2 separate regions of the Homo sapiens genome follow, and region 1 is linked to region 2. Evidence: read pairs that join two places in POLR2A ChIA-PET (ENCODE). Cell type or tissue: Panc1. All regions are shown on one strand. Each heading gives the region's core, and the rest is flanking DNA. Links, peaks and the distances in the headings are about the cores only.

Region 1 (7,189 bases), core at 1,558-6,557, 430 kb after region 2:
TCTTGCTCTGTTGCCCAGGCTGCAGGCTGGAGTGCAGTGTCATGATCTTGGCTCAGGTTCAAGTAATTCTCCTGCCTCAGCCTCCTGAGTAGCTGGGATTACAGGTGTGCACCACCATGCCTGGCTAGTTGTTTTTTTGTATTTTTAGTAGGGACGGGGTTTCACCATGTTGGCCAGGCTGGTCTTGAACTCCTGACCTCAAGTGATCCGCCCCCCTTGGCCTCCCAAAGTGCTGGGATTACAGGCGTGAGTCATCACGCCTGACGGACTGGTTTTTGCTAATCATCCAAATATGCCAGATGCTGCAATTGTCAAGGAGGAAATGTGTGCATCTTATTTTACTTCTGATACAAGGGTCATCTCTGCAACTTCCTGAGTTCCATCTCAACTGCAACCTTCCCAGGCACGAGGAACTCATTATAGTAACAGTAATAACAGCAAACGGCTGGGCGTGGTGGCTCACGCCTGTAACCCCAGCACTTTGGGAGGCCGAGGCAGGCGGATCGCCTGAGGTCAGGAGTTCAAGACCAGCCTGGCTAACATGGCGAAACCCCATCTCTACTAAAAATACAAAAATTAGCTGGGCATGGTGGCGTGTGCCTATAATCCCAGCCACTTGGGAGTCTGAGGCGGAAGAATCGCTTGAACCTGGGAGGCGGAGGTTGCAGTGAGCCGAGATTTCGTCATAGCACTCCAGCCTGGGTAACAAGAGTGAAACTCTGTCAAAAAAAAAACAAAAAAAACAGCAAACAATGGTGTCATTTGTTAGGCACCTCCTAATGGCCAGACACCCTTTAGGTGCTTTATATTTTATACCAGCATCATCACCCTGTACTGTGGAGCATTATCAGGCCCATGTTACAGAGGGAGATAAAGGATCAAGCCAGTGAATGACCTTACCTAAGAATAACAGATCTGGACAGAGATGTAGTTGGCTCCAGCCAGAGCCCATGCTCTTGACCCCCAGGCAGAGCTGAGAGAGCTGAGGTTTGAGTTCAGGCCAGCTGTTCCCTTCTTGCACAACTTTCCTTGTTCAAAATTCTTCAAGATTCTTTCCTTATAGTGAGCTGGATCTGCCTTTTAGGGCCACAGAGAACACACACACGTACACACACACACACTCCCTCTCTCCCTTTTCCTCTCCACTGCCCTTCAGAAATTGGAGGACACCACCCAGTTCACCCAAAATCTTGTCTTCCAGGCGAAACAACCACTGCCCCGTGAGCTCATCCTTGGATGTCAGGTTTTCCAGCCCCTGTAACCACTGCTTCGTTGCAGTTTGTAAAGGTCCCTCTTAGAGGGGCCTTATCCCATGTGCTGCTGACTCAGCTCAGACTGCCGGGAGCCTCCATCCTTTGCTGGGACCCCCCTCACTGCTATTAGCACAGGAAGAATTGTGACTCCAAGCAGGTCTGGCCACATCATTTGTAAAGTCCAGTACAAAATGAAAATGCAAAGCCCCTTGTTCAAAAATTGTTAAGGCTCACGCCTGTAATCCCAGCACTTTGGGAGGCAGAGGCGGGCGGATCACGAGGTCAGGAGGTCGAGACCATCCTGGCTAACACGGTGAAACCCCGTCTCTACTAAAAAAAAAAAATACAAAAAATTAGCCGGGCGTGATAGCGGGGACCCGTAGTTCCAGCTACTCGGGAGGCTGAGGCAGGAGAATGGCGTGAACCTGGGAGGCGGAGCTTGCAGTGAGCCGAGATCGTGCCACTGCACTCCAGCCTGGGCGACAGAGCGAGACTCCGTCTCAAAAAAAAAAAAAAAAAAAAGAGAATTTCAAGACAGGGACAGAAAAAATTAAAGCAAGCCTAGGGGTTCCTTCTTCGTGCAGGGCCCTGTGTGACTGCAGGAAGCCGGCCCAGATTCCAAGCTCAGGACGACTCGACAAAGGGCGAGTAAGGAAGACACGTCCTAATCAAAACCCACACAAACATAACATCAGAGATAGCTGAAGACACAATCAGCTTGGTAGGGCCTCTCATGATATAGCAAATACCAACATGTTATTATGAATAATAACATGAGCAGTAAACAGCAGCTAGCATCCTTTTGTGCTTCCTCCCAGCCAAGCAACAAGCAATTTTTTTTTTCTTTTCTGAGACAAAATCTGGCTCTGTCACCCAGGCTGGAGTGCAGTAGTGAAATCTCAGCTCACTGCAGCCTCCGCCTCCCAAGTTCAAGCAATTCTCATGCCTCAGCCTCCCAAGTAGCTGGGATTACAGGCGCCCGCACCACACCCAGCTAATTTTTGTATTTTTAGTAGAGATGGGGTTTCGTCATGTTGGCCAGGCTGGTCTCGAACTCCTGGCCTCAAGTGATCTGCCTGCCTCGATCTCCCAAAGTGTTGGGATTACAGGCGTGAGCCACCAGGCCTGGACGCAATTTTTTTTTTATTTTTTTTTTTGGAGACAGAGTCTCACTCTCTCACCAGGCTGGAGTGCAATGGCGTGATCGCGGCTCTCTGCAAGCTCTGCCTCATGGGTTCAAGTGATTCTCCTGCCTCAGCCTCCCAAGTATCTGGGACTGCAGGTATGCGCCACCATGCCCAGCTAATTTTTGTATTTTTTTTAGAGACAGGTTTCACCATGTTGGCCAGGCTGGTCTCGAACTTCTGACCTCGTGATCCGCCTGCCTCGGCCTCCCAAAGTGCTGGGATTACAGGCGTGAGTCACCGGGCCTGGCCTGTTTTTTAATTTTTATACTTTTTTCTTAAAAATGAAGACACAAACACACACGTTAGCCTAGGCCTACGCAGGGGCAGAATCATCAATATCACTGTCTTCCACCTCCACATCTTGTCCCACTGGAAGGTCTTCAGGGGCAATAACAGGCATGGAGCTGTCATCTCCTATGATGACAATGTTTCTTCTGGAATCCTTCCTGAAGGACCTATCTGAGGCTGTTTTACAGTTATCTTTTTTTTTTTTTGAGACAACACTGTCATGCAGGCTGGAGTGCAGTGCTGGGATCGTGGCACACTGCAGCCTCAATTCCTGGGCTCAAGTGATCCTCTTGCCTTAGCCTCCCAAAGTGCTGGGACTATAAGTGTGAGCCATATGCCAAGTCTTTTTTTTTTTCTTTAATAAACCTTAGAGTGGTACAATGGCTAAGACATCACTAGGTGATAGGAATTCTTCAGGTCCATTATAATCTATGGGATCACCATCACGTATGCAGTCAGTTGTTAACCAAAATGTCATCATGAGGCACATGACCATAAATATATCCTTTTATATAAAAGTAGGAGCCAGGCATGGCAGCTCACACCTGTAATCCCAGCACTTTGGGAGGTTGAGGGAGGAGGATTGCTAAAGGCTGGGAGTTCAAGACCAGCCTGGGCAACATAATGAGACCTCATTTCTAAAATCAAATTTTTAAAAATTAGCCAGGCGTGGTGGCTCACACCTGTGTTCCCAGCTACTCAGGAAGCTGAGATGGGAGGATCACTTGAGCCCAGAAGGTTGAGGCTGCAGTGAGCAGTGATTGCACTGCTGCACTCCAGCTTCCTGGATGACAGAGTAAGACCCTGTGTCAAGGAAATGCAGATAGATAGAGAGATAGAGAGATAAATAGATAGATAGATAGATAGATAGATAGATAGATAGATAGATAGATAGATTTACTATGCCATATAATTGGCTCATGTGATTACGGCAGCTGAGAAGTACCATTAACTGCTGTCCGCCCGCTGGAGACCCAGGAGAGCTGGTGGGGCAGTTCAGAGTCCAGAGGCCTGAGAACCAGGAAGCCAATGGTATAAATTTCAGTGCAAGAGCAGAAGATGAGAGGAGATGTCTCAGCTCAAGCAGGCAGGCAAGGAAAAAGGTGCAAATTCCTCCTTCCTCTGCCTTATTATTATTATTATTCTTATTTTGAGACAGAATCTCACTCTATCTCCCAGGCTGGAGTGCCCTGGTGCAATCTCAGCTCACTGCAACCTCTACCTCCCAGGTTCAAGCGATTCTCCTGCCTCAGCCTCCTGAGTAGCTGGGATTACAGGCGCATTTCACCACGCCTGGCTAATTTTTGTATTTTATTTATGTATTGTATTTATTTATTTTTTAATTTATCTTTTTTGAGACGGAGTTTCACTCTGCAGCCCAAGCTGGAGTACAGTGGCGCGATCTCTGCTCACTGAAAGCTCTGCCTCCCCGGCTCAAGCAATTCTTGTGCCTCAGCCTCCTGAGTAGCTGGCACTACAAGCGTGCGCCGTCACATCTGGTTAATTTTTTGTATTTTAGTAGAGACACGGTTTTACCATGTTGCCCAGGATGGTCTCGAACTCCTGAGCTTAGGCTCTCTGCCCGCCTCAGCCTCCCAAAGTGCTGGGATTACAGACGTGAGCCACTGCACCCAGCCAAATTTTTGTATTTTTAGTAGAGGCGGGGTTTCACCATGTTGGCTAGGCTGGTCTTGAACTTCTGACCTCAAGTGATCCACCTGCCTCAGCTTCCCAAAGTGCTGGGGTTACAGGCGTGAGCCACTGTGCCCAACCTGCCTTTTGTTTTATTCAAGCCCATAACAGATTGGACGATGCCCACTGCCACTGGGGAGGGCACTGTATTGTGTCTGTGGATTCAAATGCCAATCACAGCCTCACAGACATACCCAGAGACAATGTGTAATCTGGGCACCTTTGGCCAATGAAACTGACCCAAAAGACTAACCACCACAAGTCCACCCCTTGTCAACTAGGTACCCTGTAGACATTTCCTAAACCGTACTTAATCTCCAAGTAAAGACAAAGCAAAGTCATAATTCCACCTAACACGATGCAACTCTCCTGCATACACCAGAAACACACTCATCCCTTCCCCGGAAGAGGAGGTAAGAAGAGGAGAGTGATGTTTACGCTTCTCCTTGATATCCCATAGCTTAAATACTATGATATAAAATCAATACATCTTATGTTACATGATAAGAGAGTAAGAGAGGAAAAGAAACAAAGATATATATATATATATATATATATATACACACACACACAGACACACATGCAGAGAAAAATAAAGAGGAAAAACTGATGACAATCACAGTCTCTGTTTCTGTGGCTGACCACATGGTTATAGCTGGTATTTAAAACCACCTTCTTCCACTACTGGTTCTGTACAACCTTTGCCTTCAGCAAGCACCTCAGCTGGTCATGTTTTTTTTTTTTTTTTTTTTTTTTTGTCACCCAGGCTGGAGTGCAGTGGTACGATTTTGGCTCAATGCAGCCTCGACCTCCCGGGCTCAAGCGATCCTCCCACCTCAGTCTCCCAAGTAGCTGGGACCACAGGCACGCAGTTTCTGTATTTTTGGTAGAGGTGGGGTCTCTCCATGTTGGCCAGGCTGGTCTCAAACTCCTGACCTCATGTGATGCTCCCGCCTCAGCCTCCCAAATTGCTGGGATTACAGGTGTGAGCCACCACACCCAGCCAGTCGTGATTCTTTATCTGGGTGGAGTGACACCCAAACCTTCATTCCTGAAGGGTCTGGGCCATTCATAGTCCGATCTAGATTGGGTTATTGTCATTTTCCACAGGCCATGGTGATACTAAGAGATGGCCTAAGGAGGCCGGGCGCTGTGGCTCACGCCTGTAATCTCAACACTTTGGGAGGCCAAGGTGGGCGGATCATGAGGTCAGGAGATCGAGACCATCCTGGCTAACACGGTGAAACCCTATCCCTACTAAAACTACAAAATATTAGCCGGGTGTGGTGGCGGGCTCCTGTAGTCCCAGCTACTCGGGAGGCTGAGGCAGGAGAATGGCGTGAACCCGGGAGGCGGAGCTTGCAGTGAGCCGAGATCGCACCACTGCACTCCAGCCTGGGCGACAGAGCCACACTCGTCTCAAAAAAAAAAAAAAAAAAAAAAGACATGGCCTAACGGGTCTCCTGCATTCCACACTCTTCCCTACCTCCATTGTGGAGCAGCAGCCCAATGTCCCCTTGGTGATCTGGATCAGTCACCCCAGCCCACACCATAGCTCCCTTCTTTCCCTGTTGACCCAGAGGCATGAGGAGCCCAAAGTGGCCGGGTGGCATCTTAACTTCCAGCTCAAAGGAATTGTTGTGTCTCCCGCTGGAAACACTCCTCCCTCTGGAACTAAGATCTTTAGGCCAACAGAGAATAAAGTCACAAGAATAAGAAGCACACATTTTTCCAGTAGGCCACTCAGAGTAATAGTGAGTGGTGCCACTCCCATTTTCACCTTTTGATTCCAGACCCATGAACCTTGGCTTTCAGAGAAACAGCACCATATATGGGCCGCTGGTTAAGAACATACACAGCGCGTGGCTGGGAGCGGTGGCTCATGCCTATAATCCCAACACTTTGAGAGGCTGAGGCTAGCGGATAATCTGAGATCAGGAGTTCAAGACCTGCCCAGGCAACATGGTGAAACCCCATCTCTACCAAAAAATACAAAAATTAGCCGGGTGTGATGGTACACACCTATAGTCCCAGCTACTTGGGAAGCTGAGGCTCAGGAACCTGGGAGTCTGAGGTTGCAGTGAGCCGAGATCGTGCCACTGCACTCCAGCTGGGGTGACAGAACAAAAGAAAAAAAAAAAGCAAGAATAAAGAAAAGATGGCTGTGTGCGGTGGCTCACACCTGTAATCCCAGCACTTTGGGAGGCTGAGGTGGGTGGATCACCTGAGGTCCAGACTTCAAGACCAGCCTGACCAACATGGTGAAACCTCATTTCTACTAAAAATACAAAAAATTAGCCAGGCATGGTGGCTCATACCCATATCCTAGCTACTTGGGAGGTTGAGGCAGGAGAATCGCTTGAACCCGGGAGATAGAGGTTGCAGTGAGCTGAAATCGTGCCACTGCACTCCAGCCTGGGCAACAGAGTGAAACTCCGTCTCAAAAAAAGAAAAAAGAAAAGTGCACAACTAGGTACACTGCTTAAGTTTCTGCCCGCTGGGAGGATGACCCTTCCCCACTGTCCCTCAGGGGTGTCCCAGAGGGGAGCTGTAGTGCTGCAGTTGGCCACCTTCAGAGGATGCCCACATATCCTGCAGAACCATCCATAAACCAGGCCTGAGTCTCCTCTTCCTCGGTCACCTGATAGCAGGGAACTCCCTGTGAGCCATGGGTGCTTGAAGAGAGAAGGCAGGGTTGCAGGAGTGGGGACCTTCAGCATTTGGGCCACTTCATGTCACTTACTTCTGCCTTCAGGGCCTGCTCTGGCC
Region 2 (7,942 bases), core at 1,307-6,306:
CCACAGGGGACCCTCTCCCAACAGAAGGCAAAGCCCCCCCACCCCAATGCACTGGCTTGGCCTCTTCACCTAATCCCCAGGGTCTCAGAGAGGACAGTGCACCCACTGGTCTAGGTGCACCCCTCCATCCTGCCATTAACTCCCCACCACTTCCCACTGCCCACTGCCCGGCCAGGTCTTGGGGACCTTGGTCACCTCTGTTCCTCGCTTCCGGGAGTATGAAGTAAATGAATGAAGGCCAAACTTGAGCTGGTTCTTGAAAACCCTCTCTCCCCTCTTCCTCTGGGTCTTTTCAAGGAAGGACCAAACTGGCACGGTGGCTCATGCCTGTAATCCCAGCACTTTGGGAGGCTGAGGTGGGTGGATCGCCCGAGGTCAGGAGTTCGAGACCACCTTGGCTAACATAGTGAAACCCTGTTTCTACTAAAAATACAAAAAATTAGCTGGGCGTGTTGATGGGCACCTGTAATCCCAGCTACTCTGGAGGCTGAGGCAGGAGAATCGCTTGAACCCAGGAGTTGGAGGTTGCAGTGAGCTGAAATCACACCATTGCACTCCAGCGTGGGCAACAAGAGCAAAACTCCATCTCAAAAAAAAAAAAAAAAAAAAAAAGGAAGGACCTTCATGAGTACCAAATATTCACTTGGGCTCAGACGCAAAACTCAGCTCTTTCTCCACAAGCACCCCCCTCCTTTGGGGGGAAGCTGTGTTCCCTGACACTGTGGGATGAGCTCCTCCCTCTGCCGGCAGTATTTCCTCTCTGGGGGACCTCTGGGGAGGTGGCCTTGCAGTTGGGCACACCTGGCTTGCATCCCAGAGGCACCACCTTCAAGCTTCCTGGCTTTGCCACACCTCTCTGAGCCTCGGTTTCCTTATCTGTGCCATGGAATTCAGAGAGGCCCCAGTCTCACTAGGCTGAGGCTCAGGGCCAGTTGCCTTTTCCTGGCCCCACAGATGTATGGTCAGTTTGGGGGTATGCCCCCATCCCTGCTCTGGGCTTTGCCTAAGACAGGCTGTGGGCAGCCCTCAGAGGCGCCAGTTTGGCCACACCTGGCTGGAATCAGCGGGTGGGTGGGAGCACACAGCAGGGACCCAGTGCCTTCTAGAACACAGCTAGCAGTTCCCGTGAAAATCAAAACACCCCATTTTACAGGTAAGGAGGCTCTGGGAGGAGTGGCTTGCCACACTATGCAGATATAAAGAGGGATATTCACCAAGAAAAACATACCAATAACACCAAGGGCCCTCCTACACATTGTTCTACCACTATTTATTGAGCACTTACTACATGCCAGGCAATGAGCCAAGTGCTTTACAAGGCTGACCTATTTCAATCCAACAGCATACCGAAGAGGGAGGCATATTGATCCCCCTTTTACGGGAAACAGTGAGGTTGATGCATTTGCCCAAGATCACACAGCTCTTGGGGAGTGGAGCCTGACTTTGAATTTAGGCCGCCCGCCCCCAGAGCCTGTGTTCTTGGCCATCCTTCTTCGCACCTGGCTTAGAGACCCAGGCTCTGCATAGAGGGGCCCAGTGATCTTGGGTTAGTCCCTTAAGCCCCAGCCTAGCAAAAGGGAAAGGAAATATCTTCAGCACCCAGTGAGGGGGAGCTCAGAGAGGGGACCCCTTTTACTACAGGGCACACAGCCGGCTGAGCCAGGACCCACCACACTCAACTCCCCGGCCCCTGGCTCCCAGGAGGTGGCTCCTCCATGGCCGGGAAGGACCCCCACGGCTGCTCCCGCAGGCAGATGGACAGACGATGGCCCCCTCCCACGGCCTGCGGGCTGTGTGGCATCGCCACCTCCTCCCGAGCAGGCTGCCTTTAAGAAACCAGAAGATTGATTTCCTGGCAGGCTCTACGCCGAGGAGCCCGTCCAAATGGTTTGCATGTCTGCATTTTTTACTGCTCCGTTTAATATGTATGCAAATGCCGGCCGGCTGCGCCCGCCGCGCGGCTGCACAGTCACACGCGGCGCCCCATTAAAGCGGCCGTCCCGGGCGCGCGCCTCATTCGAGGCGACGGGCTCCGGGCCCTGATAGATGGGGTGCGGGGACGGAGACAAATGACGGCCTTTGTAATTTCTTTTCTCTCTTTTTCCGGGGGAGGGGGAACTCGCAGAGGAGATTTAAATATATGCAAAATTGTTTGCGGGCTGGGGGTGGGGCGGAAACCTGAAAGGGGCGGCGGGGGGAGGAGCTGGTGTGTTCCTGGTGGGAGTCGGGCTGGAGGCAGGAGGGGAGCCGGGCCCCCACAGTCACCTTCTGGCGGAGACAGCCGAGCGAGCCGCTCTGCTCCTGATAAGCAGGCCCGGTCCTCTGGGAAGCGTGGGCTTCAGCCGCAGAGAAAAGGAAAATGCTGGTTATTTTCGGCCCCGTTACACGCGGGAAGCCGGGGATGGTGGTTTTTCCCCCATCGCACCACCGCTTTCTTTTCTTGGGCTTCCAGGGCTTATAACTTAATTGGTACGGTGTCATTTAAGTTTCGCATTAGCCCATGAAGTGGGTCCCGGGTTCACACCCATTGTGCAGATGGGGAAACTGAGGTTTGCGGGAGTGAAGTCCCTTGGGGAGGGTTGCAGAGAGAGTGGGTGGGGATTGGGTCCCTCCAGAGCCCTGTCTTTGATCCCCACGGCCCTCTGCTGTCTCTCTGGCTCTCAGCGGTGGGGTGTCCGCGTGCCTGCCTGTGCCCCAAATCTGCCCGGGCTCGCCCCATACCACGAGCCAGCCCCCTCCTCCTGCCTGCCCCCACGCGCGCCAGGTGACAGGCCCACAGCCCAGCGAGCTGGGGGACTGAGCCTCACATTTTCCAAATATTGCTTAAGCCTAAAATCCGAAGTGCTGGTTTTAAAGGAATCTTTCCTAATTTGTCAGGATTTTAGGCCACATGGCAGCTGGGGGCAGAAACATTTCTGAGAGGAGGCTCCAGCCTCAGGAGAGACCCACCGTGGAGCAGACCACTCAGACCCACCGGAGACCCAGAGTTACACACTGCTGTGTCCGTGTGTGCGCGCCTGTGTCCGTGTGTGCTTGGGTGTGTCGTGTCATTGTGAGTGTGCTGGTGTGTGTGCACCAGTGGGAGTAGGGGAGTGTATATTAGTGCATGTGTGAGTTTCAGTGTGTATGTGTTAGTGTGTTACGGGAAAGGGGTCCTGATCCAGACCCCAAGAGAGGGTTCTTGGATCTCGCGCAAGAAATAATTCAGGATGAGTCCACAGTGAAAAGCAAAAGCAAGTTTATTAAGAAAGTACAAGGGATTGGGCGCGGTGGCTCGCACCTGTAATCCCAGCACTCTAGGAGGCCGAGGAGGGCAGATCAACTGAGGTCAGGAGTTTGAGACCAGCCTGGCCAACATATAGTGAAACCCTGTCTCTACTAAAAATACAAAAAAAAAAAAAAAAAAAAATTAGCTGGGTGTAGTGGCATATGCTTGTAGTCTCAGCTACTTGGGAAGCTGAGGCAGGAGAATCGCTTGAACCTGGGAGGCGGAGGTTGCAGTGAGCTGAGATCACGCTACTCCAGCCTGGGCAGAGCAAGACTCCATCTCAAAAAAAAAAAAAAAAAAAAAAAAGGGATAGCGGTAAAAAGACAGCTACTCCGTAGACAGAGTAGGATGTTCCTGAAAGTAAGAGGAGGAGCGAGGAACGCATCCACCCTAGGTACAATGCTTGTATATATGGGGAGATTTGCTCTGCTACAAGGGTTTGTGATAAAGGATTAATTTTCTTAATTACTATATTTTGCAAGAATCGATATTATTATCTTTAAAGCAAAATTAGGAATGCCTTTGTTCTTCAGATATGGCGATATCTGGACACTCCTAAGTCCGGGTCTGTTTTAGTAAACATTATTAATTTGTTCCCTTAACCATAAACCTCTAGGGGCTCGGAATACCCACCTTTCTGGTAATGCAGCCCAGCGGGTCCCAGCCTCGTTTTCCAGCCCTCACTCAAAATGGAGTCGCTCTGGTTCGAACGCCTCTGACAAGTGTGTACCTACGTGTCAGGGTGAGTATGGGGCTGTATGTACACACGTGTCACTGTGTACACGTGTCGGTGCGCATGTATGAATGTGTGTTGTCCTTGGCTGGCAGGCAGCTGGAGTGTGAATTTCCCTGAGGGTTTCCACTTCCCTGTGGTTCAGGCTGGGGCCGTCCCCGCTCTCCTGGCCCCAGAGCTGCCCCACTAGGCAGGGAAAGCCTCTGGAATGAGGGAACAGGATATGGCTCCATGAGGCCCCCACAAGCCAGAGGCACCCCTGAGCTTTGCATAGATGGGAAGGACTTGGATTGCTGGGGCCGGGCTGGAGCCTGGGAATCCTGAGCCGGAAGTGAGGGGTGCACACAGCTGTCTAGAGAAGCCCTCTGCGTGTGCGTGTGTGTGTCCCTCCAGATCTGTGCATGTTGAGTCACTCGGGGAAGTGGCTCTCCTCATGTAAATGTCTTCAGGATGAAGGGAGGTCCTTCTGGTGTCTGGACTTGAGCTTCTCTGGGGGCAGAACCTGGGCTCTGGGGGCTGCTATTTGGGAATCACCCTCCTTGCCGCCCCCTGGGCCAGTGCCCTGAGGACACTGGAGGGGTCCTTGAGCCCTAGTGGGGGGTAGGGTGTGTGTGTGTGTGTGAGAGAGAGCCAGAGAGAGTGTCTGTGAGCAGGGGTGTATGTAAATGTGTGTGAGGATGTGTATATGTGCATTGGTGTGAGTTGTGTGTGTGAGGTTGTGTTGGGGTGAGGGTGTGGGCGTGTGAGTTGGTGTGAGGGTGTGTGAGTTGGTGTGTGTGAGTTGTGAGGTTGCGTTGGGAGTGAGGGTGTGTGCATGTGAGTTGGTGTGTGAGTTGTGTATATGTGAGGTTGTGTTGGGTGGGGGCAAGGGTGTGTGCATGGGTCTGTGAGTTGTGTATGAGGGAGGATGTGTGCATGGGAGTTGGTGTGTGTGAGGGTGTGTGAGGGTGTGTGTGAAAGTGTGTGGGTGTGAGTTGGTGTGTGTGTTGTATATGTGTGAGGTTGTGTTGGGGTGAGGGTGTGTGTGTGAGTTGGTGTGTGAGTTGTGTATGTGTAAGGGTGTGAGTGTGAGTTGGTGTGTATTTGAGTTAGTGTGTGTTGGTGTGCATGCGAGTTGGTGTGTGTGAGTTGGTGTGTGTTAGTGTGAGTTGTATATGTGTGAGTTGGTGTGTGTGTTGGTATGAGTTGTGTATGTGAGTTGGTGTGTGTTAGTGTGAGTTGTGTATGTGTGAGTTGGTGTGTTGGTGTGAGTGACTTGTGTATGTGTGAGTTGGTATGCGTGTGAGTTGGTGTGTATGTGAGATGTGTGAGTTGGTGTGTATGCGAGTTGATGTGAGTTGTGTATGTGTGAGTTGGTGTGTATGAGTTGGTGTGTGAGTTGTGTATGTGTGAGTTGGTGTGTATGAGTTGGTGTGTGAGTTGTGTATGTGAGTTGGTATGAGTTGGTGTGAGTTGTGTATGTGTGAGTTGGTGTGTATGTGAGTTGGTGTGTAAGTGACTTGTGTATGTGTGTGTATTGGTGTACATGTGAGTTGAGTTGGTGTGTGAGTTGGCATGTGAGTTGGTGTGAATTATGTATGAGTTGGTGTGTGAATTGTGTATGTGTGAGTTGGTGTGTGAATTGTGTATGTGTGAGTTGGTGTGCATGTGAGTTGGTGTGTGAGTTCGTGTGTGAGTTGGCATGTGAGTTGGCACATATGTGAGTTGGTGTGTGAGTTGTGTATGTGTGAGCGCATATGAGTTGTGTGAGTTGGCATGTGAGTTGGTGTGAGTTATGTATGTGTGAGTTGGTGTGTGAGTTGTGTATGTGTGAGTTGGTGTGCATGTGAGTTGGTGTGTGTGTGAGTCCGTGTGTGAGTTGGCATGTGAGTTGGCACATATGTGAGTTGGTGTGTGAGTTGTGTATGTGTGTGTTGATGTGTATGTGAGTTGCTGTGCGTGTGAGTTGTGTGCGTGTGAGTTGGTGTGTGAGTTGTGTATGTGTGAATTGGTGTGTGTGTGAGTTGTGTGTGTGTGAGGGAGGGTGTGTTTGTGGACAGATGTGTGTGCGCCTGGATGTGCCGGACCGGTTGGGAGGGGCGGATGGACCGAGGCTCCGCGACAGGCATTTCCGAGCTCCCCTGGCAGATCTGGCTTAGGAGGAGCTGCAGGGACCAGCGCTGAGGGCCCTTCTGGCTGCCCTGGTCCGGGCCTTGGTGTCTTCCTGGTCTCATCTCTCTCTAGTCTCTGCAGTCCCCTGGGCTCTCCAGTCCCACAGGGGGCTCTCCCTTGGAAACCCGTGGGGAATGTCACCCGTGGGGAATGTCTCTGCCCACCCAAGCCTCCCCGGGGAACGGCAGACAGGATGGCCCCTCAGGCCGGCACCTCCCAGAACTCACGTCCCCACAGTGGCCCTGGGGTCCCCTCTGGCCTCACGCCCGCTCCTCTTCCTCTCTTTCAAGATTTGCCGGGTGCTGGGCCCCAGAAGCCAGCCCTCCTGACGTGTGGCGGCCGTCCTCACCGCTCCCTCCTTCCCTGCAGCATTCCCCAGCCCCCGGCCCACCCTCCTCCCACCCGCTTCCTGACCCAGGCTCCCGGGCCTTCCCCTCGTGGCCACCTAGCTGTGTGCTTTGTTTGGCTGCTGTCACCCCCAGGAAGGTGATCCCCGTGAGAACTCAAATAGCAGATGCTCATCTGGGACCCCCGCCTCCAGCCCCAGGGGAGGTTTCCTGGTCCTCACTGTGGCCGGGGCATGGCTCCTTCACCCCGGGGCTCACCCTCGGTGTCCGTGAAGTCCAGCCGACGGTGACCCTAAGTCCTCCCTCCACTCGCCTATGTTTGGGGATAGCCCATCCTTCCTGCAGGCCTTTGTCTTGGTGTCACCCTGCCTGAGCTGGCCCCAACCACAGTAGCAACAGTGATGCTGATGTGTGACTGCTGCCAGGAGCCTGCTCACATGACCGTGTGGAGAAAGTTCTTTCCCTGAGGACCATCTGGAGTGGACGCGTGCACTACCCCTCTCTGAATACACCCTCCCCACGAGGCCCTCTGGAGCATCCTGTAGAGCCAGCCCCTACCCAGAGACCCTGAGCCCAGAGAATGCGCTGGGTGGTGAGCCTGGGGACGAATGCAGAGCCCTAGGTCTCCTCTCCAGAAGTAAGTATGGGGTTTGTGTAAATTGCTTGGTCAGGAGGGCGGGACCTGGGGTCTTCACTAGGCTTCCCAAAAACTGGGTTGAGCACATAGTAGGTGCTCACTAAATAACTGTTGAAATAGATAAGCAAGGAGGCTGGGCGAGGTGGCTCACATCTGTAATCCCAGCACTCTGGGAGGCTGAGGCGGGCAGAGCACCTGAGGTCAGGAGTTCAGGACCAGCCTGGCCAACAGGTTTAGTGATGAAACCCCGTCTCTACTAAAAAAAAAAAAACCAAAAATTAGCTGGGCGCAGTGATGCACGCCTGTAACCCCAGCTGCTCAGGAGGCTGAGGCAGGAGAATCGCTTGAACTTGGGAGGCGGAGGTTGCGGTGAGCCAAAATCGTGACACTGCACTCCAGCTTGGGGGCAACAGAGCAAGACTTGTCTCAAAAAAAAAAATATATATATATATATGTATATGTGTATATATACACACACACACACATATATATATATGCAAGGGGATGGAAGGATGGACACAGGCATGGGTTTGGGCCACACAGTCTTGCTGGGCCTCCTGCCCATGGCCCTCCTGGGGTCCGGAACCTGGCAGAGGCTGAGGTTCCGGAGAAGTTGGGCCCCCAGCCTGTTCACTGGGGCACAGGTCACGCTGTAGACGCAGCCCCACTAGCTTGTTTAGGGGTCGAGGACTCCTACAACATCCCCGGGAGGGGGGTGGCACTGGGACCCTTATTTCCTCCTGTGGAAGCAGAACCAGGTGACCCTCGCCCCCCGGCTGGCTGTGGTGCTGTGTGTCACCCGGCTG

The links. ChIA-PET counts read pairs that join two places held together with the same protein. Peaks named below come from ENCODE experiments on the same cell type or tissue, not always from the same donor. Only the 100,000 strongest peaks of a DNase experiment are listed, where the experiment ranks them.
Region 1: POLR2A ChIA-PET joins it to region 2 with 6 read pairs; 3 of 35 experiments call an interaction of 5 or more read pairs at or near these places.

What each region holds. Positions count from the first base shown.
Region 1 is chr9:129,762,403-129,769,591 of GRCh38, forward strand. No RefSeq gene overlaps it. Among named protein-coding and RNA genes, the nearest start is that of PTGES, 13 kb to the left of the region's middle. In Panc1, for the core only: no CTCF peak of the experiment used is centred there; no DNase peak of the experiment used is centred there.
Region 2 is chr9:129,334,908-129,342,849 of GRCh38, forward strand. LINC01503 (long intergenic non-protein coding RNA 1503) reads left to right here and starts at 2,016. Exons shown (of 4, transcript NR_120686.1): 1 at 2,016-2,081; 2 at 3,885-4,010; 3 at 6,925-7,136. RefSeq lists enhancers at 1-298, 1-84, 889-1,692, 1,693-2,496. In Panc1, for the core only: no CTCF peak of the experiment used is centred there; no DNase peak of the experiment used is centred there; H3K4me3 peaks cover 576 bases; H3K27ac peaks cover 4,129 bases.